2 separate regions of the Mus musculus genome follow, and region 1 is linked to region 2. A link is a loop called in an ENCODE intact Hi-C map of the cell type or tissue named here. Cell type or tissue: left cerebral cortex. All regions are shown on one strand. Each heading gives the region's core, and the rest is flanking DNA. Links, peaks and the distances in the headings are about the cores only. Region 1 holds the start of Supt7l (SPT7-like, STAGA complex gamma subunit). Region 2 holds the start of Zfp512 (zinc finger protein 512).

Evidence for each region. A loop is a pair of places that touch in the nucleus more often than their neighbours do. Peaks named below come from ENCODE experiments on the same cell type or tissue, not always from the same donor. Only the 100,000 strongest peaks of a DNase experiment are listed, where the experiment ranks them.
Region 1: it touches region 2 in a loop (5-fold over the local background); 2 of 42 quality-filtered maps call a loop at or near these places.

Annotation. Positions count from the first base shown.
Region 1 is chr5:31,518,936-31,535,260 of GRCm38, reverse strand. Supt7l (SPT7-like, STAGA complex gamma subunit) reads left to right here and starts at 8,499. Exons shown (of 5, transcript NM_028150.2): 1 at 8,499-8,646; 2 at 12,000-12,607; 3 at 14,854-15,178. The coding sequence starts at 12,195. Slc4a1ap (solute carrier family 4 (anion exchanger), member 1, adaptor protein) reads right to left here and starts at 8,266. Exons shown (of 14, transcript NM_001347328.1): 1 at 7,577-8,266; 2 at 7,023-7,218; 3 at 4,506-4,628; 4 at 3,228-3,288; 5 at 2,678-2,817; 6 at 1,056-1,216; 7 at 334-403. The coding sequence starts at 8,239. In left cerebral cortex, for the core only: no CTCF peak of the experiment used is centred there; a DNase peak (open chromatin) is centred at 8,417; H3K4me3 peaks cover 2,463 bases; H3K27ac peaks cover 1,003 bases.
Region 2 is chr5:31,441,841-31,458,165 of GRCm38, reverse strand. It overlaps Zfp512 (zinc finger protein 512), which reads right to left and starts at 5,730. Exons shown (of 14, transcript NM_172993.3): 1 at 5,589-5,730; 2 at 4,953-5,011. The coding sequence starts at 5,618. In left cerebral cortex, for the core only: a CTCF peak has its summit at 5,734; DNase peaks (open chromatin) are centred at 5,755 and 10,571; H3K4me3 peaks cover 1,776 bases; H3K27ac peaks cover 692 bases.

The sequences.
Region 1 (16,325 bases), core at 4,056-12,055, 76 kb before region 2:
TTTGTTTGTTTGTTTATTTATTTAAAGTATGATTTATTTATTTATTTATTTATTTATTTATTTATTTATTTATTTAAAGTATGTGAGCACACTGTTGCTGACACACCAGAAGAGGGCATCAGAGATCCCATTACAGTTGGTTGTGAGCCACCATGTGGTTGCTAGGAATTGAACTCACAGCCTCTGGAAGATCAGTCAGTGCTCTTAACCCCTGAGCCATCTCTCCAGTCCCCCCTTCTTCTTCTTCTTCTTCTTTTTTTTTTTTTTTTTTTTTTTTGATGCAGTACATACTTATATGACAGGTACTCGGTAACTATTGACTGACAGTCTCACCTTTGCTTGAAGCCTTGAGCCTTTCAGAAATTTCGGCGAGTTCCCTTTCGGCATCATTTAACTTTGCAACCTATAACACCCAAATCGACAGGGTCAGCAGATGTTTTCCTCCCCATCACCTTCCCACTGTCAATACTATTATAGGTTTTATTAAGATGACTGATTCAGGAGTCCATCTAAGTTGGCTCCTGATGGAGATGATATTTCATTTGTTTACTTTATTCTAGTGGAACTAATTTTAGAATTAAAAAACTCAAATAGAATGAGTGACTGAAAAGTTACTGGTAGACGTTGAATGTTTTAAGCTAGGAAATTGCTAAATATTATATTAAATGCATGTCACCTTAGGGCAAGCTCCTGAATGGTTGTGCCACTCCAGACTAAGGTAATACCATTCTTCCGACTTCTCTTAAATGTCGGGGCCTAACATCAGTCTCATTGTGAACACCCAAACTTGGAGCTTTTTCTTTTCTTTTTTCGGGGTGGGGGAGAATCTGGGGAGTAACACCATATTCAAAGACTGCTCATTGCCTGATCAATGCGAACCTGGGGAAAGTGAGTGGCAGCGAGCAAACGCTTTTCTCCACTAACTGGAATAAAACTAGTCATTTTCTTACCACTGAATTTAGACCACAAAAGTTGTAAGTCAGTATTAGATTTCTATGTTGCTGTTTGTAAAAGCTATAATGACATAAAAGTAGCTGCTTCTATGAACAACTTGCCAGTGACTCAAAAGTTTCTGGCTTCTCATCAAGCTTCCCAGCCTTCTTCATCCGGTTCAGGCGCTTCTTCTCTACCAGGCCAGTCCGATCGAGGAATGTATCATCGTCACTATCATAAAAATCCTCATCTTCCCAGTTCTTGGCTTTCCTTTTCCGAGATACTAAAAATAAAACAGTTCATAACAAAGGGTTTGTTTGTTTGTTTAATTTAGAGATTGAGAAAGAAAAAGGGCGGGAAAATTGGAGGCTGGTATGTAGCTCAGTTAGCAGTGTGTATGCAGGCCCCTGGCTTGGTCCTCAGCAGCACCTAACAAGGTGCAAGGGAACAAATCTGTAATCTAGCACTGGGAGGTAAAGGTAGAGGAAGGTTGGAAGTTCTTGGCTATATAACAGGATTGAGGCCAGCCTGGGATACAAACTCTGCCTAAAAAAGGAGGAGGAGGAGGAGGAAGAAGAGGAGGAGGAGGAGGAAGAAGAGGAGGAGAGGAGAGGGAAATAAGTTACATGTACAAGGTGCCTGTGCTGAGAAGACAGACAGCTTAATACACAAAGTACTTGTCTCACAAGTGCGAGGGCCAGGTTCAGAGCCTCAGTACCCAATGCACACTGGGCAGGGAGCCTACCTGTAATCCCCGACACAGAAAACATTGATCAAGAGCAAGCTGGTCAGACAAACAATCCTAGGTCTTGGGGTTCATTATTGATTCTACCTCAAAATAAAGGGTAAGGAGGGACTGAAGAAGATACCTAACACCAGCCTCTGATCTCCACACGCTTTATAAAGAAGTGAAATTAGAGACAGAAACAGAACATCAGACATATGGGATGGTAGGAAGGAGAATGGAATTAATGTTCATGGGCTACAATTGCGCCAGGAATAACGAAAAGTTCTGAGCCGGGTAGTGATGATTACATAAATATACCTCATATTACTAAATTGCAGCATGTTTTATGCACCATATATTTTACAACAATTAACAGTAAAAACAAAGCTGGGCATGTTGGTTGTATGCCTTTAATCCCAGCACTTCACAGGCAAAGGCCAGCCTGGGTTACAGAGCAAGTTCCAGAACAGACAGGGCTACACAGAGAAACCCTGTCTCAGAAAAACAAAAAGAAATCAGTCAATAAAAAGATAATGATAAGAAAAAGACCACTAAACATAGAAATAAACCAAGAAATTTGAACTTGAATACATGAGCCAGGATGACTTTGAATCGCAACTACCCTGTATCTGGTTTGTCAACTACAGATGTGCACCACCATGTCTGGCTCAGGAGCCAGGGGTTTTGGTTTTTTGTTTCTGTTTTTGAGACAGGGTTTCTGAGGCAGATCTCTGGAACTCAGAGAGATCTGCTTGACTCTGCCTCCTAAGTGCTGGGATTAAAGGTGTGCACCACCAGCCCCAGTTTTAGGGTTTAGTTTTAAATGTACACTCACCTACATACAGAAAATGTCTAAGACAATATAACTAACTGTCTTAGGATGTTGAGAGGGAATGCTTGTCTCTGCTTCAGGAAGTTCTGTACAGTTTACACACTATCCACGTAGAGAGATTATGCAGCTTTTGCAGTACATTTCCCTTCTTTGTTTTGTAAAAGAAAAGGGTTTTTAATACTGACCTGCTTCCTGCCGTAGCAAGCCCAGTGTATCAAGGACCCGGCAGGCTTCCAGCGAGCACTGTACCATTGCTTCCTTTTTCTTTCCTGAGTGAATGGCCTCAGCCACCAGCTGTTTCCCAGTTGAATCATCTACAGGTAACCTGCATTGGTTTACAGGGGGTGGAGCTCAGCAGGATGCTCTGACTCTCATGAAAACAGCTATCAAGAGTGTCCATGATGACTGCATTTCATGCTTTCAGGTAACTTCACTCTTTCTTGCCTCAGTTGGACTTCAAGTCATTTACACCCGCTTTCATTCATTTCACCCCAGCTCCCAGTGCTATTAAGCTACCAAGGCCCACACTTGGAACTAGCCTAAAGTGCAGAGTGAAGTTACTCTTGGGCTATTCTCTGCAACCATATGTTAACTTGAAACTGGCTACTTTCAAACATACACATTAGCAAGGAAAGAGCACATGAACCCAGTACTCAGTAGGCAAAAGAGGGAAGACTGCCACAAAACAAGACCCGGTCTCAAATCACAGCTAGAATACAAACGAGAAGAACATACCTCACCCTGCAGAGCCAAGTGCTGTGTCCTTGCTCATCAAATTCATATTCTAACTCTTCTCCTGCAGGAAAAGAACAGTCTCAGTCAGGTCTAAAATTACTACTTGATCCAGTAAGGACTGTATCAGATCAAAGATCTCAGTGTCTAACATCACAGCGAGCACTGCCAGGGATCACCTCCTGGAAATCAATCTTGGCTGTGTATACTTATACATACAGCTTATAATACTAGGCATTCAGAAACTGAGGCAAGAAGCTCATACCTACAAGGCCTACCTGGTCTCCAGGAGATGGGGGTCACAGGTTGTTGCTTAGTGACAGAATGCTTGCCTAGCATGAGCAAGGTCCTGGATTTGATCTCAGCACAATCAGAACAAAACATCCAAACCAATCATCTCTCCATACATACTTTTATTTATCAATTGTGAGTGTGTGTGTATGTGTGTGTGGTTGTACGTGTCTGTCCATATGTGTGAAGACTGGGTACCTTCAAAGAATATCTACTGAAACAATTCTCCCTGAGAACACGTCTTATCACATGAAGGTAAAATCTACACTAAGAACTGTAAAGACAGGGCTGTGGGGAGGGCTCAGTGGGAGCCTTGCCTAGAGAGCATAAGCATCCAGGCCCAATGTCCTGGAAATCATGGAAGAAAGCTGGGCACGGTGGCCTATGCCTGCAATCCCAGCCTAGGGAGGCAGACACAAGAGGATTCCCAGGGCTCAGAGGCTAGCCAGTCCAGCAATTAGGGAGCTGCAGGACAAAGAGAGACCTTGTCTCAAAGAAAGTATATGGTGTTCCTGACAATTACACCTAAGGTTTTTCTAGAACACATACATTAAAAAGTACTGATTATGAAAGACCATGTGAATTAGGAATAATAAATTCTAAGGCTTTGTTTTATTTCCCTACCACTAAATCCAAGATCTTTTGAGAAGAATGTGTTAAGTTAGGAGAAAAGTATTTAAGACAGAAAGAAAGACAAACGAGAATTTTATTATTTTCAACATAAACCTGTGACTGGTGATCAAGATCTCTCTCTCGGTGATAGAGAAAGCACTTTCCTAGCACACCCAGTGTCTGGGCCTCAGAAACCAACAAAAAATAAAAACAGAGCCAAAGAAAGCTATTGAAACTGATCACAGAACAAGAAATAATGAGGAAGACAACAGACAAATTATGTGCAAGTATTAGGCAAAAGTCACAGCTTTAGGAAGCAGCACTGCTGTGAGCGTGAGCAGCTTACTGTCACAGCCAGAACCACAGTCACACACACACCTTCTCGGTCAAAGAAGCCTTGAAGAGCCTTCTTTGGATCCTTTATATAAAACGCTTCCCGGTCCTGCTGAAAATCTAAGGCAATGGGGTTCTCTTCAGCTTCATCCTCCACAGCATCTTCTCCTGCAGGAGTCAGGAGACAGAAGAAAGAACACATAAGACGAGGGTGTGTGAATGACACTTATGAACCTTCTAAGCCGAATCAGGACATAGTTAGATGAGCTGGCAGAGGGGCACACACCTGTAGTCATAACTCAGGAGGTGGAGGAAGGAGGATTGCCTGACTGTATGGAGACAATGTTTCAAGAAACACACACACTTATTTATCTGTATCTGAAAGTGACTAACAGAAAGATATCTGTGGGCAGAAGTTGGAACAATCACAAAGTCACCATTATGAATATCTATGTTTTCTAAGCTGTGTAACAGACAAGACTTCTTTCCATGGCTTTTTCTTCTTTTCATCACTTTAGAGACATTTACCCACCACACTTTGAAAAAAACTACTGAGCCGGGCGTTGGTGGTGCACGCCTTTGATCCCAGCACTTGGGAGGCAGAGGCAGGCGGATTTCTGAGTTCAAGGTCAGCCTGGTCTACAGAGTGAGTTCCAGGACAGCCAGGGCTACACAGAGAAACCCTGTCTCGGGAAAAAAAGAAAAGAAAGAAAGAAAAAAACCACTGAGCTCTCTAGCCTAGCCTAGTCTCTTTCTTTCCTCTCAAGCTTCATTGATTCGAATATTGATTATTAGTAATTCTCCAGTCTAACAGAAAGACAGGTCAACACAACACTCCCTTAAAGCCAACCGCCTCCGCCCTGAACGCCAGTGCCAGTGTGCAGCTTCCTCAGGACTACTTTTCCTTTCCTTCAGGTTCTAGCTTGAAACTCTTTTCTTCTCTCTTTTCTTTTTCTTTTTCCAAGAAAGGGTTTCTCTGTAGCTTTGGCTGTCCTGGAACTCACAGAGATCTGCCTGCCTCTGCCTCCCCAGCGCTGGGACTAAAGTTGCATACTGCCACCACAATCCTGGCTTCAGCTTGAAACTCTTATTTAAAATCTATAAAGTAAAGGGTCCTGCTGCCAAGCTTGACAACCTGCTTTTGATCCCTGGGGCCAGAAAGTCAAAGGAGAGAAATGACTCCTGCAAGTAGTCCTCTGACCTCCACAGACCATGCCCCCTAACACAAACACACAAGAGTTAAATAATTCATAGTTTCCAAGAGATCTAAATTAGTACTGTGCAATAGAAATGTAAGTGTTATGAGTATAATTCTGAGTTCCCTATTAGCTACTTTAAAATGTCATCTTACCATAATAATTACAAGACTATGGTAATATTTTCTTTTCTTTTTTTCATTTTGTCATTGAAATCCTATGTGTGGTTTGCACTTAGAAGACAAGCCTGTGGATGAGCCACATTGGGCATGCAGATAACAGCTACTGTACTGAATAGCACAGCTCTAAGTCCCCAGTGACACATCCCTTTTCTGACACTAGCTCAAGCATGCTAATGGTTTCTGGCTTATTCTTTACACTTAGCACAAGTGTTTCTGCATTTGTTCTGTCCTGACATCTACAGCCATACACATACAAGTGCCATAGTGCACACGGAGGGAGCCTATTCTCTTCCTCCATCATGTGCTTCTCAGGGCTCACACTCAGCTCATCACAACTGGCAGCACACACCTTTACCTGCTAAGCAATCTCACTGGGCCACAACTTCTTTCTTTCATTCATTCTCTCATTCACTCAAGTCAGGATTTCTCTACAATGTAACTCTGGCTATCCTGAAATTCAATAAATAGATCATGCTGGCCTGAAACTAACAGAGATCTACCTGCCTCTGCCTCCCAAGTGCTAAGATTAAAGGCCTGCATCACAATGCCTTATTAGCCCCAACTATCTTTTTCTTTAAAAGTTTTATTTTATGTAAAGGGGTACTCTATCTGTATGTACAATTACATGCCAGAAGAGGGCATCAGATGACATTATAGATCATTATGAGCCACCACGTGGTTGCTGAGGGCTGAGCTTTCTCTGAAAGAGCAGATAGTGCTCTTACTACTGAGCCATCTCTCGGCCCTCACCAACTATCTTTTTATAAGCCTGAATATCTATCATCCAAAATGTGGAGCTATACAATAACCTCTTGAATGTTTTGTACTTTGTGAAAATAGCCTGAGAGGTGAAAAAATATCAAATACTGATTTCTCAGCCAAAGAAATGAAGTAAATTTTTCCATGCCCTCCAGGTGATAATTAGCACTCAGAAAGCTCTCTCTCTCTCTCTCTCTCTCTCTCTTTCTGTGTGTGTGTGTGTGTGTGTTTAAATGATAAACGCAATAAGCAAATTACACGGTGAGAAAGAGGTGTATGTATAATGCCCATAATTCAACACTTTTACTCACTAAAGTTAATGACCCTGGGCTTGCAAATTACATTTACCCTACTTCAGCTGTAGGCCTTCTGAGCTGTATGATCAAAAGCACTTGAGGGTGCCACCTTCAGTAGTAGTTTCTTACCCATTCCCCACGTGCAGCCCAGCTCATCATCTTGACCACTTCTACTGCTCTTCCCTTCAGTGGTATTTGCTTCTTCTTCTTCATCTGAGTCTTCACCTAACATCTTCTTCTCCAATAATATCTGCTGCTGTTTACGCAATTCCTTCAACTGTGTTACTGTTAATTCAGATTCTGCCTCTCGGTCTTCCTCTGGTCCCTAATGAATCATGGGTAAAATATATACATATATGGATTCAGAAGTGAGAAAATTACTTTCTGAGACACAGCAACGTACACAGACCTGTGGGTCCAGAATGAGGCCTGTGCTTTTGTCATTGGTTACCAGAATCCTTTTACTCAACTAAACCTTAAAGAAACTCAGAATCGCCGGGCGTGGCGGTGCACGCCTTTAATCCCAGCACTCGGGAGGCAGAGGCAGGCGGATTTCTGAGTTCGAGGCCAGCCTGGTCTACAGAGAGAGTTCCAGGACAGCCAGGGCTACATAGAGAAGCCCTGTCTTGAAAAACCAAAAACAGTGAAGTCCCAAGATTTTTATTTTAGATTTTTCTACCTACCTGAAGGATAAAGAGCCGAGTGCTGCCTCCAAAGCGCATTACATGCCCGACGTGGACTCTACAGTAAGTGCGGGGTGGGATGCGAGTTTTGTTGAGGAACGTGCCGTGGGTACTTCCCAGATCGTAGAGATAAAAGCCCTGCTCATGACCCTCAGAGTCTCCGCTGGGATCCGCCCCCCGGTGCTGTAGTACAGCATGGTACCGAGACACGGAAGGATGCTCCAGACATATGTCACAACTAGCAAGTCTCCCGAAAAAGCAGCAGCTCGTGTCTTTCAAGGTGCGGGTGCCAAGGATGGTGCCACCCTTCAGGGTTTCGAGACTGTAGGGGGCCGTGGCTGGGCTGCCCCACGATGGCTCTCGGTACGGAGGAGCCCGGGTCGGACCGCCAGACGCAGGAGCTACCCGCGGGGAGCGGAGTTGCTCCACCGGTGGACCCCCGGTCTCCTGGCTGTCCGGCTGCGGTGGCGGGACCTCGGGCTCCTCACATCCAGAGTCCAGCTGCGCCGCGAGACATTCTTTCTTCACATCCTCAGAAACGGAGGGACTGGAGGCCGGAGCCTTACCCCGTACTGCGGAAGGCACTGGTAAAACCGGCTTCTTAAACTCGCTACTGACTTCCTGGGGAGCTGGCGCATCTAGCTGAGGGGTAGGATCAGCCATCCTTAGCCGGGTGCAATCTCAAAATGTGTCCCTCGGAAACCCCGACCCCTCGCTCTCTACGTTCCCGCTCACTTCTCCTCCTCCTTCCCACCTCCCTGAGGCTTCTCTGGACAGAAATGTTGGAGTTCCTCTTTCAAGACTCGCAGAGTTTTAAAGATGTGAATAGCACTAGGGAGTCACAATACCAGAAAGCGGGGAGAGGCTCTCAGAGTGCTGTGCAGGATACGGACATTTTAGGCGTTGCATGTAGGCTAGTAATAACTTCCTGTGGCAGAGGGCGATTGGGAAGAAGTGCTTCCGTGGCCTTGGTCCATTAATCAATAAACAAGGCTCCTAGGCTTGACCTAGTCCTCGACTCCGACCTGTCAGAGTCAGGCAGCCGCGTATACCACTCCTGGGGCAGGGCGGTGAGTATTTGAACTTTATTTTCTGGTTCCGGTCCAGAGCCACCCATTTTCCTGCTGCCTTGTAAATCAGACTTCCCAGGATCCTGTGGTCGGCGCCTAAGCCTAAGCCTCCAGATCCGGAGCAAGGAGTCCCTATCTGCAGCTCTCGAATTTATTCCTTTTATGAAGTTAGTAAAGAAGCAATTTATTATTGTTCATTCTTTTATTACTCGGAACAAAATATTGAGATAGCATGTTTAGTGGCTTAACAAACCTGAGCATCGAAACCTCTTTTCTTTTTTACTCTTTGTATTTATGATGTTGGCATGACCCTGGACAACAGCTTCCACATCTGAAAAATTGGAAATAGTAGTGTTAATTTGTCATAAAATTTATGGAAAATTGAACTAAGCCATAGTTAATATTATAACTCTTTGACAGAGGCCTGAAACTATACCAAGATGGCAGCCATAACAAGTGGGAGAATACAGATGAATAAGTCAACTAAAGTTAAGGTTCAGGGATAAAAGCAAATTCATGTAAATATACAAAGAAAGGAGATCTGTTGGGGGGAATGGTGATTTCAGGGATCCTAAAGAACAAATTCAAGTCTGATAAAGATGTAGAGGGTTCCTGGCAGAGGTCACAACTCAAAGGGTCAATTATAAAAATATCTCATGTTCTTGAGAAGCTGAGTGGTGGAGCTGGAGAGATGGTTCTGTGTGCTGCTCTTCGGTGGATCTGAGCTCCATTTCCAGTACCCACATCAGGGGAGTTCACAACCACCTCTAATTTGAGCTCCAGAAGGATCTGATGCCCTCTTCAGATATCCTTGGCACCTGCATACACATGGAACACACAAGCATATACTCAACCCCCAACAGACAACAAAAACGAATGTCTGTGAATGCATAGCCTGCCTGGTCTACAGAGCAAGTTCCAGGATAGCCAAGGCCTCAAAGGGAAACCCTGTCTCGAAATTAATAATTTAAAAATACAATCTTAGCAAAGGAAATAAGCTGAGGGGCCAGTTAGATGGCTTAGTAGGTAAAAGGCACTTGCTGCCAAGTCCGAATGCCCGAGTTCAATCCATGGAACCCACATGGTGAAAGGAGAGAACTGCCTCTCACAAGTTGTCTTGTGATTTTTTCATGCACACATACCCAAAATAAGTAAATGTAAAAAAAAAAAAAAAAGAAAAGAAAGAAAGAGAAAGAAAGGAACTGAGTAGTATATTGTTAGAGCTGAGGGCATTCATTTTGTCCAGGAAGCCCCTCACTTGCCTGCAGGACACTGAACTCACGCCTTTAAAGTAGCAGTGCCAGCTGCTGCTATACTGCAGTATTTTGCTTCTGTTATTCCCTCAGGACAAAGATCTTACACCGTCACACAATGTATTCATTTGATGTTTGTTGGACCTGAGGAGACATATAGGCAGTAAACCTGGAGACGTGAATTAAAGACGCTTAGTAAGCTTTTATTGAATGCTAAGCCACAGAATTCTGACTTTTTCCAAGCAAAAGAAACAAACAAAAAAGCTTGGAAGTGTAGCTCAGTAATAAAAATACTTTTGTAGGATGTGTTAAATCTTCAGCATTGAGAGAATGAGAGACAGAGACACACAAAGAGAGACAGACAGAGAAAGGAAGAAAGTCTAGCAGCAGGGCCAAGTGTAGATCAGATTCTGAAAAAGACTGGAATAGCAGTTCTCAACCTTCCTAAAGGTCTGACCCTTTAATGTAGTTCCTCATGTTGTGGTGACCCCATGCAACCACAAAATTATTTTCATTGCTACTTCATAACTGTAATTTTGTTGCAGTTATGAATCCTATTGTAAATACCTTATATACAGGATACCTGATATTCCTTAACCTATGAAAGAGTCATTTGATCCCCAAAGGGGTTATGACCTACAGGTTGAGAACCACTGGACTAGAGGAAGGAATACTTGTTAGAAGGCAACAGAAGTCTCTCAGATTCATTCTGGGGAGACAGCTCAGTCCATTGCACGCATGAGGACCTGAGTTCAATCCCCAAACCCATATGTAAAAATCCAGGTATGGGTGCATGTGCTTATAAACTCAGCTTGTGGGGAGGAAAGCAGAAACAGTCAGATCCCTGGGACTCACTGGTGAAGGGCGTGGTTCTTATGTTAAGGTCTTATTCCCCAATTGGTTCTTTATTTGTCAGTAAAGAAAGCTGGGGGCCAATTGCTGGGAGGAAGGTACATGTGGGACTTCCAGGTTCCAGGAGGAAAAGGTAGCCACAAGGAAGGAGAGAGGTCTTTCTGCCATGCTTTGGAGGAAGAAGAATGCAGCAACCATGTGAGGTCTTGGGGGAGCTGAGGCCTGTGGCTGGGAACTGGGTGGCTGTGGATTTTTGGCAGGACATAGGTGGCACTAGCCACTGAAGTTTGGGGCAGGTGGAGAAACAGCTAAAAATATTAATAAGGTCATGCTTTTCTAGGCAAGAGACAGTAACACCCAGCGATTGTGCCAAGAAGGCAAGTTATAAAAGAATAAACTATGTGTGTGCACGCGTGCGTGTGTGTGCGCGTGTGTGTGCGTGTGTGTGTGTGTGTGTGTGTGTGTCTTTTATCCACAGATTCAAGGGAAGCTGGGTGGGGAGCTAGGAGCTCGGCTTTTCCCAGAGCAAAGTCGGTAGAATAGAAGTACAGGCAATACACTGGCTTAGAATAATCAGCAAATCCTACACTCCAGCGAGAGATCCTATCTCAAAAAGCAAGGTGGAATGTTGCCTGAGGCTGATTCCTGGCCTCCATGCACACGCCCACCGAGACCCTCTATTTGTTCATGTGTATGTCAGAATTTGGAAGCATAAGGCTAGATTAAAGGTTCATGAATGTTTCTACCATACACGGCACAGGTTAAAAAACACCTACTAGTATTTTTTGTCTTGTTTCGTTTTATTTTTTGAGATATGGTTTCTCTGTGTAGCCCTGGCTGTCCTGGAAATTACTCTGTAGATCAGGCTAACCTTGAACTCAGATCTGCCTGCCACTGCCTCCTGAGTGCTGGAAGAAAGGAGTGCACCACCATATCTGGCTGCCTGTTAGTAGTTTTAATGCTGCTCTCTTTTTCCTATTAGTCTAGCACAATTGTGTAGAAATACTCTGGAAGTAGTCCAGACCTCCTACTTTAGTTTTATGCCTTGTCACATATTTAGAATGAGGCATGATGGGTATTCTGGTGATGAATTTGTGACGTGAAATAGGCAGTGTATATGTTAAGAGCCCCACACACCAATTACTACTCTTCACCTATTAGTTACTTTGATTTTCCTTTTGTAATTCAAAGAGGAGTTGTCGCTGTGTGATTGGCATCTAACAGTTATTTTTCTCTTCGTTTCTTCAGGGAGAGTATTGTCTGTCCTAGAGTTTTGCTAGCACCTTTTTAAAGTGATCTTAGCTTGCTTCTTATGTGGGAACTGCCTAGACTTCCTACTTTTCACTGCAGAAGCTTCTGATCTACAGTTGCCAGAGACGGAAGCACACACCTTTAGGAGATCGTTTACATTAAGCTGGAGAGCCCTTCTCTGCTTGCTCTAAAATGCTGAGGTACTGGGGAGAGATACCAATACCGTCAGGACAGACCAACAGAAGTTCCTTTGATCTGCTCCCACGGGAGTTCCGTCTGGTGGAAGTCCATGACCCGCCCCTGCACCAGCCCTCAGCCAACAAGCCGAAGCCCCCCACGATGCTGGACATTCCCTCAGAACCGTGTAGCCTCACCATCCATACCATTCAGTTGATCCAACACAACCGACGCCTGCGCAGCCTTATTGCCACAGCTCAGACCCAGAGTCAGCAGCAGACAGAGGGTGTGAAGGCTGAAGAGAGTGAACCTCTTCCCTCCTGCCCTGGCTCACCTCCTCTCCCTGATGACCTCCAGCCTTTAGACTGTAAAAATCCCAATGCTCCATTCCAGATCCGGCACAGTGACCCAGAGAGTGACTTTTACCGGTAAGACAAAGCATTGCTGTGGTGTTTTTATTAAGTGATCTCCCCTCCCCCCATGATCCTGTTACGATTATAGTGGCATTTCCACTTCTACATGAGAACACTGGAGAGGAGAGTGATTGGCTAGACTAATGTTGCTTAAGTCATTAGTGGAGTTATTAGTCCAAATTGCCAGAAGCTAGTCTATAATTTTGTTGTTGTTTTTGTTGTTGTTGTTTCTGTTTTTATTTTATGAGACAGAGTTTTTCTGTATAGCCTTGGCTGTCCTGGAACTAGTTCTATAGACGAGGCTGGCTTCAAACTCATAGAGATCCACCTGCCTCTGCCTCCTTAGTGCTGGGATTAAAGACATGTGCTACCACTATCTGTATTTTTTAATTTTCTAGCACAATAGGCATTTACTGAGTACTTATTAATGCCAGACAGTTTACTAAAAGTGAAACAATAAACTGGTACATGACTAGTGAAAAATGGGCTGGTAAAGTAGTGGCCCAGCATAAAGGAAATCAAAACAAAACAAAAACCCCCAGCTTGTAACAGTCAGCAGCATAGTCATATTTTGAGGGTAATGTAGTTTCATTCAATAAAATAACGTTCATCGCATTAAATTTGTGTTATTACTCCAACTGTAGTTTTTTTGTCAAGTTTAATTTTTTTGTTTTGTTTTGTTTTTTCAAGACAGGGTTTCTCTGTGTAGCCCTGGCTGTCCTGGAACTCACTTTATAGACCAGGCTGGCCTCGAACTCAGAAATCCACCTGCCTCTGCCTCCTGAGTGCTGGGATTAAAGGTGCGCGCCACCACCGCCCAGCAAGTTTAATTTTTAAGAAGAACCTCGGGGCTAGGGAAATGGCTTAGTTAGTAAGTTGGTTAATAAACCCTGTGTTCTGTCCCCAGAACCAACGTAAAAGAAACCCAGTCATGGTGGCTTTCGTTTATAATCTCAGCACTAGGGAGTCAGAGACAAACATGCCTGAGGCTCTCTAGTCAGACAGTGTACCTACTTGGTGAGCTCCAGGTCTTATAAGAGAGCCTGCATCAGAGGATTTAGCTCAGTGGTAGAGCGCTTGCCTAGCAAGCGCAAGGTCCTGGGTTCAGTCCTCAGCTCTGGAAAAGAAAAAAAAGACAAAATAACAAAAAGAGACCCTGCCTCAAAATAAAAGAGAGTGGCTGGGGAAGATTGCTCAGTCAGGAAAATGCTTGCCATGAGAACCCAGTGAAAAAGCTGGGCAGGGTAGTCCATGATAATAATCCGAGGGCAGGAAAGGCAGAGGCAGGAGGATGCCTGGGACTCACTGGCTGGCCAGCCTAGCCTAATCAATAAGCTCCTAAGAAAGGTCCCAAGAAGAGACCCTTTCTGAAAAAATCAGGGAGGTTTTTGTCATTTCCTCAGAAATGACACTGTAGGCGTCAGTATGTATTGTGCATACATGTACATGCATCAGGCCCCTATATGCACACACACACATGCACACACACATGACTTGAACCTAGTTTGTTCTATACATATTTTAAGAAACTGTATAAGAAAAAATAATACACAGCAGCTATGAGGTACCAAAACATCACTTTCCATTAAAGAAGCCTATATCTAGGCTATAGATGTAGTTCAGGTTAACCCCTGCTGATTTCACAGGCTCTGGGTTCAAATCCCAACACTGCAAGGGAATAAGTCCATAAAGTGCTCAAATTAAGTGATAGTAATTAGCTCTTTATTTGGTATTTCCAGTGCTTTTAACCTTTGGCCCAGATAGACTGGCCACGGACATATTAAATGAAAAGTTAGTTGTCGTCTCCTTTTTTGGCTATCTATAACTTGCCGTGGTTGTTATTGAGCAGATAATAGTAAATGAGTGAGGCCTCTTCAGACACCACCTACTACAGGAAGTGGTGACATAAACCAAAGAACAGAGATTTATAAAACAGTTTCCTTTGCAGATGGAGGCATAACACCAGTACGTATTCAGAGAGGTTGGAGGGATGACAAGTGGGTAAGAACGCTTGTTCTTCTAGAGGAACTGGTCACTCAGTTGTCTAATTCTAGTTCCTCCACTATTACTCTGTACAGTTTATTTTAGACACGCATTGCCTTTTCAAACTCTGTAATTGGGGGGCTCAGGAATATGATATTGGGTTGCTGACCTATGCTCTGAGAAGAGCAGGACGAAGGTGGCTGTTTCTCTAGAATTCTCTTAAATGGCTTGTAAAACCCCAATGAGACAGGCTGGTCACCCCTTGTCTCCTCTCTCAGCGGGAAAGGAGAGCCTGTGACAGAGCTGAGCTGGCACTCCTGCCGGCAGCTCCTCTATCAAGCAGTCGCCACAATCCTGGCCCACACAGGCTTTGAGTGTGCTAATGAAAGTGTCCTGGAGACCCTAACTGATGTGGCACATGAATACTGCCTCAAGTTCACCAAGCTGCTGCGCTTTGCTGTCGACCGAGAGGCCCTGCTGGGACAGACTCCTTTCCCTGATGTAATGGAACAGGTGTTCCATGAAGTGGGCATTGGCAGTGTGCTCTCCCTGCAGAAGTTCTGGCAGCACCGCATCAAGGACTATCACACTTACATGCTACAGGTGAGGAGACCCTGGGAGACATGGGCAAACTGCCCTGGCTGGGCAGAGTCTACAACACATGTTCTGGGGTACAGCGCACAGGGACTTGGAGCAGAGTGAATCTGACATACCACTGGCCCAGTGGGTAGCCCATTCCTCATTGCTTCCTCTGGATGAAGTACATGGGTACCTGGGGTCTCAAGTACTATGGCTAGCATTCTCTCTCTCTCTCTTTCTTTCTTTCTCTCTCTCTCTCTCTCTCTCTCTCTTATTTATTTATTTATTTATTTATTTATTTATTTAATGTATGTGAGTACACTGTAGCTGTCTTCAGACATACCAGAAGAGAGGGCATCAGATCTCATTACAGATGGTTGTGAGCCACCATGTGATTGCTGGGAATTGAACTCATGACCTCTGAAAGAGAAGCCAGTGCTCTTAACCACTGAACCATCTCCCTCGCCCCGTGGTTGGCTATTCAACAAGTATTTATTGAGGACTTACTATGAGTCAGGCATTGTGGGAGATAGTAGTTTATAAGAGGAATCAACTCTTGAGTTTGAAGTGTTCATGGGAAGCAAAAACAGGCAAACAAATACTAAGCACAACAATTTCAGATAGCATTAAATGTGTTGAAAACTAAACAAGCCAGTGGCATGCCAGGAGGCTCAAGTAGAGCACCGTCTCTCCAGTTCTTGAGGCTTAGGCATGTAGTGACCAGTAACCTTTAGCATCTGACAAAAGGGTCCAGATTGCTTGCTTCACTGAAGGTTTGCCTCTAGGGTCTGTCTGCCAGATACTTGGGAGGTTTCTGACGTGTGAGACACGGCTTCCCTGAGCAGCCAGGCTGGCCTTACTCCCCTCCTTTCTTTTCAGCCTCCTAAGAGATGGAATTCCATACACTATGTCTAGATAATTGTTAGTTTTTATAGACAGAAATGCAGTATTTTGCCTTAGCTCTGGCTTTTTTGCCTTGTGTAACTTTTAATTAATGATGACAATTTCTGACATATTTTCTTTATGTGTCTATCATAAATGCAGACCCAAACCCTTAAATGACTTCCTACCATTGGCAGTGGCATCTGTCCTTGTTGTTTGATGGTGCTGGGATTGAACTCATGGCCTTGCACAGGCTGGGCATGCATTCTCGCACTGCACCCCAGCCCTG
Region 2 (16,325 bases), core at 2,732-10,731:
TGTAAGCCACCATGTGGTTGCTGGGATTTGAACTCAGGACCTTTGGAAGAGCAGTCGGTGCTCTTAACCGCTGAGCCATCTCACCGGCCCCCAAGAATTTTTTTTTTTTAAGACAGGGTTTCTCTGTGTAGCTCTGGCTGTCCTGGAACTCACTTTGTAGACCAGGTTGGCCTTGAACTCAGAAATCCACCTGCCTCTGCCTCCAAGTGCTGGGATTAAAGGTGTGTGCCACCACTGCCCGGCAAGGGGAGTGAGATGTGACTTAATTTATATAAAATTGTAGAACATGTAAACCTCTGTATAGTTACAGGTCACCAGTGCTTAGGGACAGGGTAAAGGGAGAAACAGACTGCAAAAAGCACACAAGAAACTTTTGGGAGGGCTGGAGAGATGGCTCAGCAGTTAAGAGCATTTGTTGTTCTTCCACAGGACCCAAGTTCACTATCTGGGACACAAACTGGGAGGCTTACAAATGCCATCTCCAGGAGATCCAACCCCCATACCTCTATGCATACGGCAGTCACAAACATAACACCCACACAGATACAAATGCATAGCATAATTATAAATAATAAAAATAAATCTTAAAAAAAAAAACCCAACACTTTTGAGGTGCTGGAGAGATAGCTAGCTCAGCAGCTAAGAGCAGTGCCTGCTCTTGCAACCTATCCAGGTCTAGCTCCCAGCATCCACATTGCAGCTCACAACTGTCCATACCTCCAGTTCAGGGGTCTGATGCCCTCTTTTTGCCTTAGTGGGCACCAGGCACACAAATGGTTAGATGCACAAGCAAGAAAAACACCCATACACAGTAAATTAAGTTGAATACTTAAAAAAATTGAGAGGAACCAGGTGATGGTGGTGGTGGTGCATACCTTTAACCCCAGCAATCAGGAGGTAGAGGAAGGTGGATCTCTGAGTTTTCTGAGTTCGAGGCCAGCCTGGTCTACAGGGTGAGTTCCAGGATGGCCATGGTTACACAGAGAAACCCTGTCTCGACAAGCAAAAAAAAAAAAAAAAAATTGGGAAGCTAGAAATGTCTGTCATTGTGGTTGCAGTTTTACAGATTTGTTCTCATATCAATATTGAGCATAGTGTGCACATGAAGTAAATGCATCTACTATATGTCAATTACAGCTTAATAATAGGAACTGACAGACCTCTAGAGGTGAAACTCAGCATTCCAAATGATAAGAGCCATCTCTGTTTAATAAAGACTTCACATCACCAATAGACCATTAAGACCCAAATCCCATGGGATCCCTGTTAGAGAAGTCTTGTGAAAAATTCTTTACTATCAGCAGAGGACTTACTTAGAAATCTCCATCTAAAAAAAAAAAAAAGAAAGAAAAAAAAGAAATCTCCATCTTTTGTCTCATCTTTATGTGTGAGCATGAGGAAAATCCATAGTTCACACTGTCAGCATGATTAACAGGGTAGATTAAGTCAAGAGGGTTAGGAGTCTCCACTAGGCTACTACTTTTAGTGTTTAAAAGACTCAACAAAAAAACAATTCTCAAGTATGTTGTGTAATCTATCAACCCAAGGCAGTTTTATGTATTAAAAATGATACTAAGTGATATTGTAACAATAAGTGCTCCTTTATGATGCAATGCTTGCCATGATTAGTGTCTTTATAATTAATCACTGGTATAGCTAATCTCAGCTTCTTATCACAGATGAGAAGGTTAGCCTGTTTTCAACTCTTTTTGGATTAAGAATTTTTTTAAGGGCTGGAGAGATGGCTCAGAGGTTAAGAGCACTGATGGCTCTTCCAACGGTCCTGAGTTCAAACCCCAACAACCACATGGTGGCTCACAACCATCCGCAATGAGATCTGACACCCTCTTCTGGTGCATCTGGAAACAGCTACAGTGTACTTAGATGTAATATTAAATAAATCTTTAAAAAAGAAATTTTTTATCTTTTTATTTATTTTTATTTATTTATTTTTTAAAGATTTATTTATTATATGTAACTACACTGTAGCTGTCTTCAGATGCACCAGAAGAGGACATCAGATCTCATTACGGATGGTTGTGAGCCACTATGTGGTTGCTGGGATTTGAACTCAGGACCTTCAGAAGAGCAGTTGGTGCTCTTAACCACTGAGTCATCTCTCCAACCCCCAAAAGAAAATTTTTAAAATGATTTATTTATTTTACATATGTGAGTTCACTGCTGCATCTTCAGACACAACAGAAGACAACACTGAATCCCACTGTATATGGTTGTGAGCTGCCATGTGGTTGGTGGAAATTGAACTCAAGACCTCTGGAAGAGCAATCGGTGCTCTTAACTGCTAAGCCATCTCTCCAGCCTGGATTAAGAATTTTTACGAGCCTCTATCCCAGTGGTTCTAATTGTGTGTGTCCTAAGATCACTGAAAAACACCAATATTTACATTATGATTCATAACAGTCACAAAATTAGTAGTGCAGAAGCAAAGCAAATAATTGTATAGCTGGTGGTAACCACAACATGAGGATCTGTGTTACAAGGTCCACAGCACTGAGAGAAGGTTTAGAACCTTCCCATATGCCCCATAGCCCATTCTTCTAAGTTCAAATATGTAGACTTAATTATTTAAGAAGAAGCCTTCTGGTTGGTCTCAGCATCTTTTGGAGTCTTTTTACAGAATAATACACTCCATGCTTTCCCTCTCTTTTTAAGTCTCACTTTAAATCATCAGCTCTCAAACTTTGCAGTCTCCTTGGAAGATAATTAAGAATAAGTATTTCTGGCACTGGAGGCAAGGCTCAGTGCGTAAGAGCACTTGCTCCTGCAGAGGACCTGATTCTATTCCCAGCACTCACAGGGAGCTTCACAGTCACCCATCACTCCAGTTCCAGGAGACCTGATGGCCTCTTCGGAGCTCCATGGGTCTGTGGTGCACAGACATCCATGTGAGAACATCACAAACACTAAATAAATCCAAAGAGTTTTGAGTGAGTTCTCCCAATGACTCCAATTCTGATTAAGAGACGGACCCATTTGCCTTCATTCTGCTTAACAATTTTCTTTCCATAATTCCTAGAAAAGCTGATGAATGCACTCATCTTGTGGAGAAAAAAAAATATGTTCCCAATTACTTTTCACAGAAGGTAATTCTTAATTCTGTATTTAAGATCAGTTCTTCATTTAAGCGCAAACCCATTCATTTTGTTGGTAATGTTAGGTCTCGGTTCAGAAATTCCCAGTTTTTATTCGGTTTATGAATCCAAAATCCAACTGTTGCCAAAGACAGAAACCTGTCAACACACTGTTTCCACCTCCCCCTCTGAACTCTCACCTCCTCTCATCGCCTGCATCTATAATATAGTTACAATCACACGCTATGTTTCGCATACAGTTACGATCATAGGCCACATTTCACTTTCTTCCTTAGATTTGAGCAAAACAGTCTTGGTACCAGTTTTCACACTTCTTTCAATCCATCTCTTCAAAGGTGACCTTTCCCTTCCAGGATAATTACAATTGCAACACCTTAGCATGCCCTAAAGGACCTGGCTCCTGCTACCCTTTTTTTTTTTTTTTTGTATTTTTTTCTTTTTCTTTTCAGATTTATTTACTATATGTAAGTACACTGTAGCTGTCTTCAGACACTCCAGAAGAGGAGGTCAGATCTCATTACGGATGGTTGTGAGCCACCATGTGGTTGCAGGGATTTGAACTCAAGACCTCTGGAAGAGCAGTCAGTGCTCTTAACCGCTGAGCCATCTCTCCAGCCCCCTGCTACCTCCTCTTAATGACGCCCTGCGATATCCTCCACGCGCTATCATCCTCCATGCCAGTGTCACACAGCTAGGTATTATAAACTTCTATCAGTTCAAACACTGACTTCATGGGACAGGAGGGTGGGACTGCTCAGTCTCTAACTGAATTATTCTTCGACCTTCAAGCCTCTGTCTTTGCGTGGACTATTCTGGTAATACTGAAATCATCCCTTTGCTTCCCAAAAGTGGCATTAAATTCCACTATAGGAATATTTACTAGCAGTTGCACAAATTAAAAGCGTAGCACATGCCTGTGATCCCGGTACTGGGAAGGCTGAGGGCAGAAACTGCAAAAGTTAAAGTCCACCCTGGCCGACACAGTAAGCTCCTGGTCAGCCTGGGCTACATAGTGAAACCCCATCTCAAACAAAAATACAAGTGTGTGGTGGCCCAGGCCTGTGATCCCAGCACTCAGGAGACAGATGCCTGAGGACTACAAGTTACAGGCCAAGCCAAGTGTCACAGGGAATTTCCAGATAGTGAGCCCCTACCACAAAAAAACAGTTTTTTCCTATTATACTGTATTGTATTGCCGTGATTACCCAATTCATCTGTTGAACAGACAGCTCTGTTGTCATGCCTGGGTGCCCAACCTACTACACAGCTTGTTCAGAGCAGACATCCCGTAAGTGTTATCTAAGTGAATGAACTCACCCCGGAGGTCCAAGTTAATAAAATCTTTCTTTTGTGTTAGCCATGGCAAAACTTAGCACATTCATTACACAAAACAATAAATCAGGGCTGCAACCAAGTAGCTTAGAAATGTAAAGATTGCTTATAGCTGTTTTTATTTCCCTCCCCAGTCCATCAAATTAATTATGAGCACATATTTGATATGGGGGGCAGAGGCCACGCAGGAATACCACTAACTGAAACACACACTCCATTTTTATTAGACTGCATCTTTATTGCAAGCCAGGTTTTCTTTCCCCCACACTAGGATTTTATCTGCACTGTCCAATCCCGTAGCTACTACCTACAGATGGTTATTGAAGTTTTAGTCCATTAAAATGAAATAGAATTTGTAATTCGGTTCTTCAATTGTACTAGCCACATCTCAAGTGCCCCAAAGCCATACCTGTCTGGTGGCTATGATGCTCCACAGTGCAGACACAGAACATCTTTAGCAGCACTGTCTACACCATTACAAAAATGTCCTCAGAAAACCTCACTTACTTCTTAGCTCCCACGATCCTGGTGCTCCTCTGCTGCTTAAGGGATGTGGGTCCCGGGGTCTAGCAAATCACAAGCACAGGAGTGAGTGCTAGGGACCTTTGAAGCTCATCCGCAAAGAGATGAATCCCCCTTGTGCCTAGATGTGAAGCTGTCCCGAGCAACTACTTCAAATGGACTGAAGGAGACACTTTTTAGGAAACCTGTGCCATTCTATTTATTCACAATGTAAAGACGGGTTGACAATACCAGAGTTTTCATCTTTGTCCATTCTCAAAACCCTATCCTAGATAGAGGCTTGAAAAGAAAAGACGAGGAAAAAAAAAATATATATATGATATATACATATGTATCATATATATATTAAAAGAAACGGGAGGCACTGGGGATGCTGAAGGAATATAAATAATTACAATGTGTCGAGGAACTCAGTCCAAGGATACGAGGACTAAGCAATAAAAATAAAAATGGGAAGAAAAAAGGCGGTAAGTGGATCTGATATAAAAGGGTGGGGCCTAGGATTGGCTCCGGAAAAAAAAAAAAAAAACAACTCTGAGTACAAAACAAAAGCAAAGGACCGCGTGTTCTCAGCTCGACAGTTCTATTTCTAAAGTATAATGGTCACACCAAGAAACTCACGGCGGTGACTGCACCGAGTCTGGAAGACATCACTCCCCCTCCACGCCTAACAATTTCACCCAAGGGCTCCGGACAGACCAACGCCACTTCCGCTCTCCTCGCCTCTCCCGGATGTGGTCTCAGCGGCGACTAACCCTGTTCTGAACACCTACTTCCGCCTAGCTGCTTCCGAGGGGGCTGCGGCGGGAAAGGAGTCACGTGATAACTCTTCTTCGGCTTCCATTGAGACCCCGCCCCCATAGCAACAAGGGAGTAGGCAGGCCTTTGGGGCGTGAAGGTTGGAGCAAATGGGAGGAGTCTGAATATTTAAGGGGTCCTCCCGAACTAGCGTTTGCACACCTACTCCCACCCATCCCACAAGTGGTTTTACAGATGCAAACGAAATTCAAATCGCCCCTTTATTGATCTTAAATTAAAGACCCATTCTCTTCTCCTTCCCTCCCAGATATCTCTTTCTTTGCTCAGGTGAGGGACAGAACTCTCCTTATCCACTAACTTCTGGCCTCCAAACTTGTCTAGCTTTTGGATTTTTTTTTTTTTTTTTTTTTTTGGTGCGGTCCCTGAAAGACATGAACACTTTAGCCAAGTTACATCTGGATCTCTCCAGCGGATGAGTCTGGAACAATGCCTGTTCTTAGAAGAAGTGGGCTTGATCCAGAACTATGTCCTTTCCAACCAGAGGGAACGGAAAAGGATCTTTCAGAGAAATTACCATGGCTCCTTTCTGAATGACTGCCCAGTGACGTCCACGAGAGACTGAGATGGCTCGTTTTTGAGGGACTGAGGCATCTCAGAGAATAGAGAGTCTGCTGACTCCTCCCTGAAAGACTGTGTAGACTCTTCTTCACAGAAGGAATGTGCCCTCTTCTCTCTAGAAGTCTACAAGGGCTTCTCCCTGAGGGACTGTGAAGGTTCCTTCCTGAGGGACTACAAGGGCTCCACCTCAAGTGACTTCTAGGGCTCTTCCCTGAAGGACTTGGAAAGCTACTCCCTGAGGGATTTTGAGGACTTCTCCTTGAGGAACTGTGGCCTCTCCCCTTAAAGAGACTGTTATGTCTTCTATCAAAGAGCTATGATAAGTTCTTACAGAGGAACTAAGACTGTTTCTCTGGGAGGGACTTTAATGACTCTGATTTCATCAAGGAAGTAAACTCAGCCCCGGTACAAGAGACAGACACATGCTCAGTGACTTCCTGGAATATGTCGCTGAACTTTGAACTAGTTTTCTTGACTCCCAATCTACTACCAGAGTATTGCTGGATTATGGAAGATGTTGAGCAGAGTGTTGACATCGTTAAAGGCATTCTTTTCTCATTACTGTGACATAAAATATGTCTCTGAATATAGTTTTTAACCACTGAAGTCTGAGAAACAGTCCTTGAAACCCTTTCTAGCAGGCTTTGAGAAAATACCATTAGTTCAGCTGGAACCCCAAAAATTAAGAATAGATTGGTAGATGTCCATAGTGGAGCCTTCTGTTACAAATGACTGAAAACAAGGCTTCCTTTCCATAGTGGTTCCCATGACATTCCCCAGCATTAGCATACTGGAGAGGTATTTCCTAGGTAGTCGCTGCCTACAGACATGACTTTCCCAGACATTCTGTTGTATGCCCAGGAAAGAACCGATAGAGCTTCTTCGAGCCCCTAATCCAGCCTGAAACTCCTCTGTTAGTAGTTTGAATGAATATGAAGAATACCTCTGGAATTCCTCCATTTGGCCCTTTTCAATTCCTTTCTTAGATAAGACATTAATATTCCAGATCTCAGGATATGGGTTTCCCTTGGTGTCTCCTGTCTTATCAGAGGGTAGATTTGGAAGGACCAAGGGACGAACTGAAGATTTTATTATAATAGTGTCTGTGTAGGACTTTGAAGACTGCAAAATTCCCAAACCAAGGTTTTCCATACCAAAAACTCTTGAAACTTCAGGCGCCACAGAACCCTGAAGGTGCCCTAATTGGGTTGTTTTATCAACGCTTGAAAGAAATGGGGCTGAAGGGCTGTGTATGAAACAAGATAAGGAGTTCTCTGCCTGTAACTGTACTGATGTGATCATCTCTGAGTCTTTACTCTGATTTGAACCCTCCATTTTCATTAATTTACGAGATTCTGGTGTGAGGCCTAGAGATTTTTCAGCCTGAAGCCTATGTTCATGAGTTAACAATGTAGGATCCTTAAGGGGAGATGTTTGCTGAAATATTAAAACTGCAGAAGTCACTTGAATATGGGCCTTTGGAGTTAACCCTGCAAGTTTTACCAGTCCTTGAAGATGTGGTCTTGGGTGTAAATTCAAACACTCCTTTATTTTAATGCTTGATCTCATGGTGAGTTCTGATGCCACTTCTTCAGATTTTACAATCAGAACCAGTGGTTTGGGATTTAATACAGTCTTTATAATTTGAAAGCCTGGTTGTCCTTTTGTTTCTAAAACCTGATGTGTTGGTGCTAGGGTTAATTTATTGGACTGCACATTTTGTAGCCAAAGTCTTGGAGCAAATTCTGAACTTATTACATCATGTATTCTGGGAGTCAAATCATTGTATTTTGACTTTTGAGGGGTACTCTCTGGAATCTTCACAGACTTTATAACTTGAAGTGGTGGTCCAGGAATCTCTTCCACATTTTCAGAAACTTTGGGGAGGGTAACTGATTGAGGAACTGGAAGGGGTGTCTTTGCAGATTCTGTCACTCGATCTGGTGGCTTTGGATTAATGCCTACAAAGTTTACCGTTTGATCCAGTGATTCTATTGGAGTGATGCTTGCACTTTCCAGGCTCAGATTCTGAGGTTCTGTTAGCTTAGCCGCTACCTCTCCTGGCTGCCGTGTACCAAAGGTGAGCTCTACAGAGTCTGTATTTCCCTCAAATTGACTGGCTTGATTGCATGACAACTCAGAGGATTTTTTTTTGCAGCCACAGCATAGAGGCCAAATTTTTAGATTTGGGAATCTGAGGTCCTGGCCCTGGTGTTATTCCTGAAACAGGATCTGGGATGTGACAGAATGGCCTTGGTGTTGATACTACAGATTGTTCCCTTTGAGATATTTTCTTAGAGGCCACCCCCAGAGGTCCTAAGTCTTGAGGACATGGCCTTGGAGATTTTTCTACAAATCCGGGATCTCTATTTACTGGCTTTGGAGTCATTCTATGAAATTCTTTCGCTGGCTGTCTTGCTTCACAAGTCATCTCTATCATGTCTGCAACATGACTCTTGACGTTGAGGGCCATTCTATCAGATTCTATAACTTCTTTTATGTGTAACTCCTTGAAATCTTGAAATTGAGGCCATGACCAAGAATGTAACTCAGGAGTTTCTGGGATCTGGTTTAGTTCTGAGGATTTTGAATCTTGATCACTTAGTGTTGGAGTCAGATCAAAAAATTCTGATACTTGGAGATCTAGCTTCAGGGGCATCTCTAATGATTCTATGACTTTATGTGTTGGGTTGGAGCCCAACCTCACAGATTTCTCCATCATTTCTTTGCTTTTATGTCCCAACCCTTTTTTCATTTCTAAAGATCCCACATCTTGATAAATTGGTGAAGTAAAATTCAATTTAGGGACTTGATACCTAGGTTTCATGCTCATCCCTGCAAAGTCCACCACCTGTCGCTCTGGTCTATATATGACTTTAGCAGATTTTGTGACAGAATCAATTGTCTGGGGCATTGGGTTCCCAGGTTTCATGTTTTGAAGAATTGACTTTGGTGGTGACTCCACAGATTTTCCTGGTTCTGGCAGAGACACTGATGACAATTTTACCTGTTTTACACCTTGCCATTTTGGCTCTGAAGTAAATGCCAAAGATTTTGTATTTTGCTGCTGTGATTTCAGTGACAAATTTGAAAATTTGACACTAGTCAGTGCTGGTCCTGCTAAGAGCTTCCTGGTGAACTGTGGTGCCAATACCATCATTGGTTTCTCCTCTGAAGGAAAGAGTTGGCAATTCAGACTTTCTTGTTTGGATCCTATTATCAGCTCCTTAGGGTTTGTATCTTGAAAACATGGCTTTAGTGCAAGGGAAACTTTCTGTCTTCAGGTGGTGACCTTGGTAAAGCCACAGAATTCACACCATTTGACTGAGGCCTCAAACTTAATACAGGTTGTGCACTTTCCTGCCATAACCCCCCCCAAAAAAGTGGGTTCTTCAAAAGTGGGTTCTTTTGAAACTTTGCCCCTAGCATTAAGTTAGATGAACCCACACCTTGAGAAGGTGATCTAGAGTTTAACAGAACAGATTTTGTACTTTGAGACTCTGAGTCAGGGGTCAACTCAAAGGACTTTATGCTTTGCAACTGTGGCCCTGAACTGGGCTTTACAGAACTTATGCACTGAGGTTTTGACTCAGGATTAAACCCAGAAGAATTCATATCTTGACTTTGTGGACCAGGGTTGAATTCCATAGGTGGTATACCCAAATTGTTTGACCCTGGAGTTAATTCAGACTTAAAATCTTTCAAGTGTTGCTCTTGAAGTTTTGGAGCTTGTAAATGTGGCCCAGGGTTGTAGCCAATAGAATTTACAGACTGAGATTCTTGACTTAGAGTACATGCAGAAGAATTTATATCTTGCAAATGTATCCTAGTATTGCACCAAACAGGATTTACACACAGAATTTGTGGTGATGGAAATGTACAAAAATTCACACCTTGAAAAAGTGGCCCATGATTATACCTATTAGAATTTTCACACAGAGGATTTTGCCCAGCAGTGTATACAAAAGAATTCACACCTTGCAAATGAGATTCAAGATTGCACTCAGTGGAATTTACTCATGGAGGGCTTGGCTCTAGTGTGCATGCAGAAGAATTTACACACTGAGGACTTGGCACTGGGATACATGCAGAAGAATCTCCACACTGATGATTTGATCCTGGGATGCATACACAAGAATTTGCACACTGAGGACTTGTCTCTGGGGTGCATTCAGTAGAATTTATGTCTTGCAAATGTGACTCAGGATTGCTGCCAATAGAATCTACACATTGCAATTTTGATCCTGAGAACCACAAGGAAGAAACTGTTCCATGCAAATATATTCCAGGATTGAACTCACACCTTATACGCTGAGTGTTTGGATCTGGAATGCATGCAGAGGAATTTGTATCTTGCAAATATGGCACAGATATTGACTCACTGGAATTTACATATTGAGAATTTATATTGGAGGTAGATGCAGAATACATATCTTCCAAGTGTGACCCAGGGCAGAACACCTTAGATTTTATACCCTGAAGTTCTGGACTAGGGTGTAACTCAGATAATTCTACATCTTGTATCTCGGATTTGGGTATCATAACGTTTTTACTGTGACTCCAGTCACAGGATTTCCTACATTGCAATATAGGTTCATGCTTGAATTCCAAAGGTGACTCCTCCAGCATTTTGACCTCTGTGCTCACCACAGAAGGTTTTATCTCCTGCAACTATGGCCCAGGGTTGAAACTTAAAGACAGTGTACCTGTTCCCAGGCCCAACTCAGAGGGCTTCACATCTGGCAACTGTTGCTCTACGTTGAATTCCATTGATTTCAGGTCTTGAAGCTTTGTTCATAAGACTGATGACTTGATATGTTGCAGATGTGGCTCATGATTGAACACCGTTGATTTCATAGCTTGAAGTTGTTGCTTTTGACTTAATTTGTGAGGCTTCCCATCTTGCTTCTGATTTCTGGCTTTGAGTCCAGAAGGTACCACATTATAAATTGGTGAGGCCAACTCAGAGAATCTCACAACCTGCAAGTCTGCATCATAATTGACCTCTTTATCCTTCATTGTTTGCAGATTTGTGGAATTGGTTTTCACATTTTCCAACTTTACTCCAGGGTTGAAAGCATCAGGCTTCATACCTTGAAGATGTTATTCTCGTTTTAGTTTAGTTTCCTGTCCTGTAACTCAGAGGGCACCTTGAATTGCAAAGGTTTCCCATCAAGTGCCTCAGAGAAAGTCCATTTAAAAGATTCTACATCCTGCCCTAATGGCTGGCACACAAGAGCCGTGGATTTCTCTTTTTGAACCATGTACCCTGAAATCCCATCAGAAGACCTTACACCCTCAGAATGGACCTCTGGAGATCTTCCATATTGATGCTTTGTCCCTAGAATTGACTTAGAATATTTCTGATCTTGCAATTGAGGGCCTGAGTTTAACTTTACAGATTCTCCATGTTGAGTCTTTGTCTCTGGTATTGACTCCACAGTCATAATTTTTAAAATTGGGCCTTGATTAAACTCTATAGAGTCCATATCTTGGAGCTTTTTCCCTTGAAACAACTCAGAAGGCATTTTGTGTCTGTGATCCAGAATCAAAGCCCACTGCTGTTGCACCTTGAGAGTTTATCTGTGTAATCACCTCAGAAGGTTTTACACTTCTCAAATATTGTTCCTTAGAGTCTACACCTTGAAGTTTCATGCCCATAGTCACCTCAGAATATTTTAAATCTTGCAAATTAAGGCCTGAATCTAGCCCTATAGATTGTGTGCCTAAAAAAAACTTCCTTTGAATGAACTCAGGTTTCTGACCTTGTAATTTTAGACTAGGTTTGATTTCTACTGATTTCATAACAAGAACATTTTTCTCTGTGATGTCTTCAGATGGCATACCTTCTAAGTGTGGGCTAGGACTGAAGCTCATAGATTTGACATCTTGGGCTTTTACACCCATGATTGTCTTCAAAGATTTCAGATCTTGTAAGTGTGGGCCTGACTCACAGTCTTCCGTCTCCATTTCTTGAGGCTTTGACTTCAGAATTGAATCTGATTTTATACACTGGGACTGTGGCTCAGGTTTAGAGTCTAGCTGGACCTTTTGTATTTTGGTCCCCATGATTAAATTAAATAGTTTACTTTTCAGCAATAGGCTGGGACTTAACTTAAATTTCATATTTTGGGACTTTGTTTCAGGTGTCAAATCAGAACATTTTGCACTTTGCCCCTGGTATTCAGACTTCATCTCACATATCATACCTTGAGGCTTTGTCTGAAGTGCCAACCCAGAGGATTTTTCACTTTTCAACCCTATATCTTGGAAGACTGATTTTTTTTTTATTTTCAAGCTGCAGCACTCACTGCAATGACAGAGTTTCCACACACTGAGACTGTGGTTCTGAAGATGATGCAAAGTTTTCCACTTCTTGGAGCTCTGGTACTGATGACAACTGGAGGATCTTCACACACTCTTCTTGTGGCCTGAGGTTAAAATCCCCAAATTTTTTCTGGAGTAGTTTCGACCCTTGAGTCAGATCCAATGGCTTCCCACCTCCCAATTTTATAGACGGTTTCTGTTCTGTCCATTTGACACCTTGTAATAGTGACCTACTATTGGATCCTAAAAACTTCACCCCAGGAAACTCCTGTTGAGGTATCCACTGGACAGATCTTACACTTTGAGCCTGTGGCTCTTTATTTATCTTCTTGGTTGTGATGCCTTGAGGCTGTGGCTCTGAAGTCAAGTTAAAGGTTTTGGGTTCCTGCAACCCTATTGCCAGAGGTTTTACTCCCTGTAACTGTGTATGAAATGCCACAGATTTTTCCCCTTGAATTTTTGACTTGTAGGTCAGTTCAGATGACCTCACACCTCTCCATAGCACAGGTGGCTTGAGTTCTGTAGGTCTGGCTTCTTGAGACTGTGACCTTGAGTTTGACCCTATACCTTTCTCACTTTGAAACTCAGATGTTGGTATCCATTGAATAGTCTTGGTGCTTCCAGGTTGGGGTTCTATATTTAATGCCACAGTTTCCACACCTTGGAGCTGTGGCTCCAACGTTGACTTCAAGGCTTTCTCTTGGTGCATCTGGGACCCTGGAGTCAACTGGCAAGGCTTTGTACTTGGCACCTGTAGTTCATTTTGGAACTCCTCAGTTTTTACACTTTGAACAACCTGCTCAGGAGTCAATTGAAATGCGGTTGTACCTCTGAATTGTAACTTAGAGTTGATCTTTATGGGTTTCATGTTTGCTGGTTTGGGTTCTTGATCTGAACCCATGGGCATTGTATTTTCTGATTCAAGCTGTTTTTTCTTTCCACTCCAGTGACTTTACAGTTATCTGGTCATCCTGTGTAGACGTAAGAGTTAAGTTCATGGGTGCTGTACCTTGACACCCTTGTTCTGTTGGGGTGAAATCTACAAAATTTATTCCTTGGATCCCTTGTGTTTGGCTACAGTTACCTGTTTGGAACTTCTCAGGTTTTACACTTTGAACAACCGGATCAGTAGCAAATTCAAATGAGGTTGCACCTTTGAATTGTAAGTTAGAGTTCATTTCATCTGTGGGTTTTATATTTGCAGGTTTTGGTTTTGGTTTGGTTATAGTCACAGGTTTCACACTTTGCTGTTTCAAACATAGGGTGATCACAGGTTTCCTATCTTGCGTTTGTGGCAGTGAAGTCAGTTCCTTGGGTTTTACACCTTGCAGTTGAGGCCCTTGAAACACCTCCATAGACTTCTCTTGAAACAGCATCCTTGGTACAAAAGTCACAGGACTCTGCTCTTGCTTCTGTGGTTCAAGTTTCAAGTCCATGGCATTTCCATCTACATTTACATCTTGAACATGTGTATCACAGGCCAACACCTTGTTTTTCAATTCTTGAATTCTTGAACCTGGAATCAACTGCACAGACTTCATATCTCCTCTCAGTGAACTACTTGGGGATTCCACAGTAGATTTTATCCTCTTGAGACACTCTTCTACAGTTAAGATCACAGGTTTCCTATCTTCTATTTTTGGCCTTGAAGAAAGTAACCTATGTTTTAAACCTTTCAAGCTGGAGCCCGAAGGCAGCTCCTCAACTTTCCTATCTCTTGCCTGCATCCCTGGGGTTGACAGCATAGATTTGACATGCTCCAGCTCTGACATTGACTTTAACTTTGTAGATGTAATGTCTCCCAAATGTAGCCCTGGTGTTAATTCCACAGATGGCAGAGCTTCTTGCTTTGAGACTGTGTTCTTCTCCACAGGTTTTATATGTCCCAAAAGCTGTCCTTCTATCAATTCAGAAGATGCTCTGCCTTGGGTCTGTGGTCTTCTGATCAACTCAGAATGATCTGCATTTCCTAAGGGTCTCCCAGGAGCCAATTTCATTGTTTCCACCATTTGCACCTGTGACTCTGATACCATTTTATAAGACTTTTTGTCTTCAAAGCTTGGTACTTGATTTCTTATGACATATTTTACACTGTGAAATGGGGACTCTTGTCCTAGCAAATCTGGCTTCATCCCCTGCCTCTCTGGCTGTATTGTCAACTCAAAATTTTTTACACATTCTAAATGTGGCCCTGAGTTTAGCTCTGAAGTTTCCACACCTTGAAGTGGAGTTCCTCGTATTACATCCAATAATTTGACATCTTGAAGCCATGGCCCTGAGTTAAAACTCACTTGCCTTGTATCCTGTAGCTCTGCAGTCATCATCTTTGCTAATTTGGGGTCATGCATCCCTAATTCTAGAGTCATAGAACTTCCACTATCACACAGCAATCCTGAGATTTGCTCCCCAAATTTGATCTCTTGAAGTCTCTGTCTTGAAGCCAGCTCAGAAAATTTGGTAACTTGTTCCCGAGGTCCTGTGCTGACATCCTCAGATATCACATGTGGATGCTGTAGTTCAGAGGCTTGTGTTGTAAATTTCACGTTGTGAAACTCAGATCCTTGTGTAGTCAGAGCAAGCTTCCTATCTTTGAACTTTGGCTCTTGGCTTAATGGCCAAAATGATTCTGGCATAAATCCCTGAGATGTCCTTTCTTGAAGCAGAAAACCTTGTATGAGCTGTGTATATTTGAAGCCATGGTGCTTAGGTTTTGGCATCGACTCAGAAAATCTCACATCTTGCAAACATGGTCCTAGATTTACTTCAGTAGATTTCACATGTTGTAGATGTGGTTCTAGAACCTTTGGCCCTGGAATAAAACCAGATGACCTGATTTCTTGTACTGGGAAATATGATATTGCTTCATCAGATTTCAAATTATAATGTGGGGACCCCAAGATAGAATTTGCTGGATTTTCCCCTTGAAGAAGTTGCCCTTGATATAACTTTGGAAATCTGACACTTTGCAGGTATGGCCCTGGAATCAATGGCGATTTGACAACTGGCTGTTCTTGGCCCAAATTCAAATCCACGGAGTTCACAGTTGGAATCTGTGTCCCCTCAACCAACTCCTTTGGTGATAAACTCTGAAGATCTGGCTCTGGTTTTGCCTTTTCAGGATCTTCCACTCCTATAGATGACTATTGTACTAAATCCACAGATAACTAACTTTGTAACTCTAGTCCTGTATCTATTTGTGTAGACTACATTGTGGAGCTGTGGCCCTGGGATCACATCTATAATATGTGTTGTGGGTCCTGTAGCTAACTCTATAGATTCTACAACTAGTCCAGATGGCTCAGTGTTTTTTTTCTACCAATGACTCTGATTCCTCAATTTGCACTCTTGGTTCTAGATTCAACCCCTGAGATCCCATTTCTGAATATGTTTCTACAATGGTCCCCTGGGTATCATCAACTTCAGGCAATGTCAATTCGGTGCTTGCTGTGTATTCATACAGACTCGTTTCTGATGGTTTAGTAACTTCTGAACATGGTTCTAGTGTCACATAAGCAAAGTTCACATCCTTGGGCTGTGGTTCTGGGGCCATCACTTCTGGGTTTATGTTTGGCACTTCTACTTCTAGTAGCATATTCAGAATTTTTTTATTTTCAGTTTGTAATTCTGGATTCTCCTTCATGTCTTTTACATCTT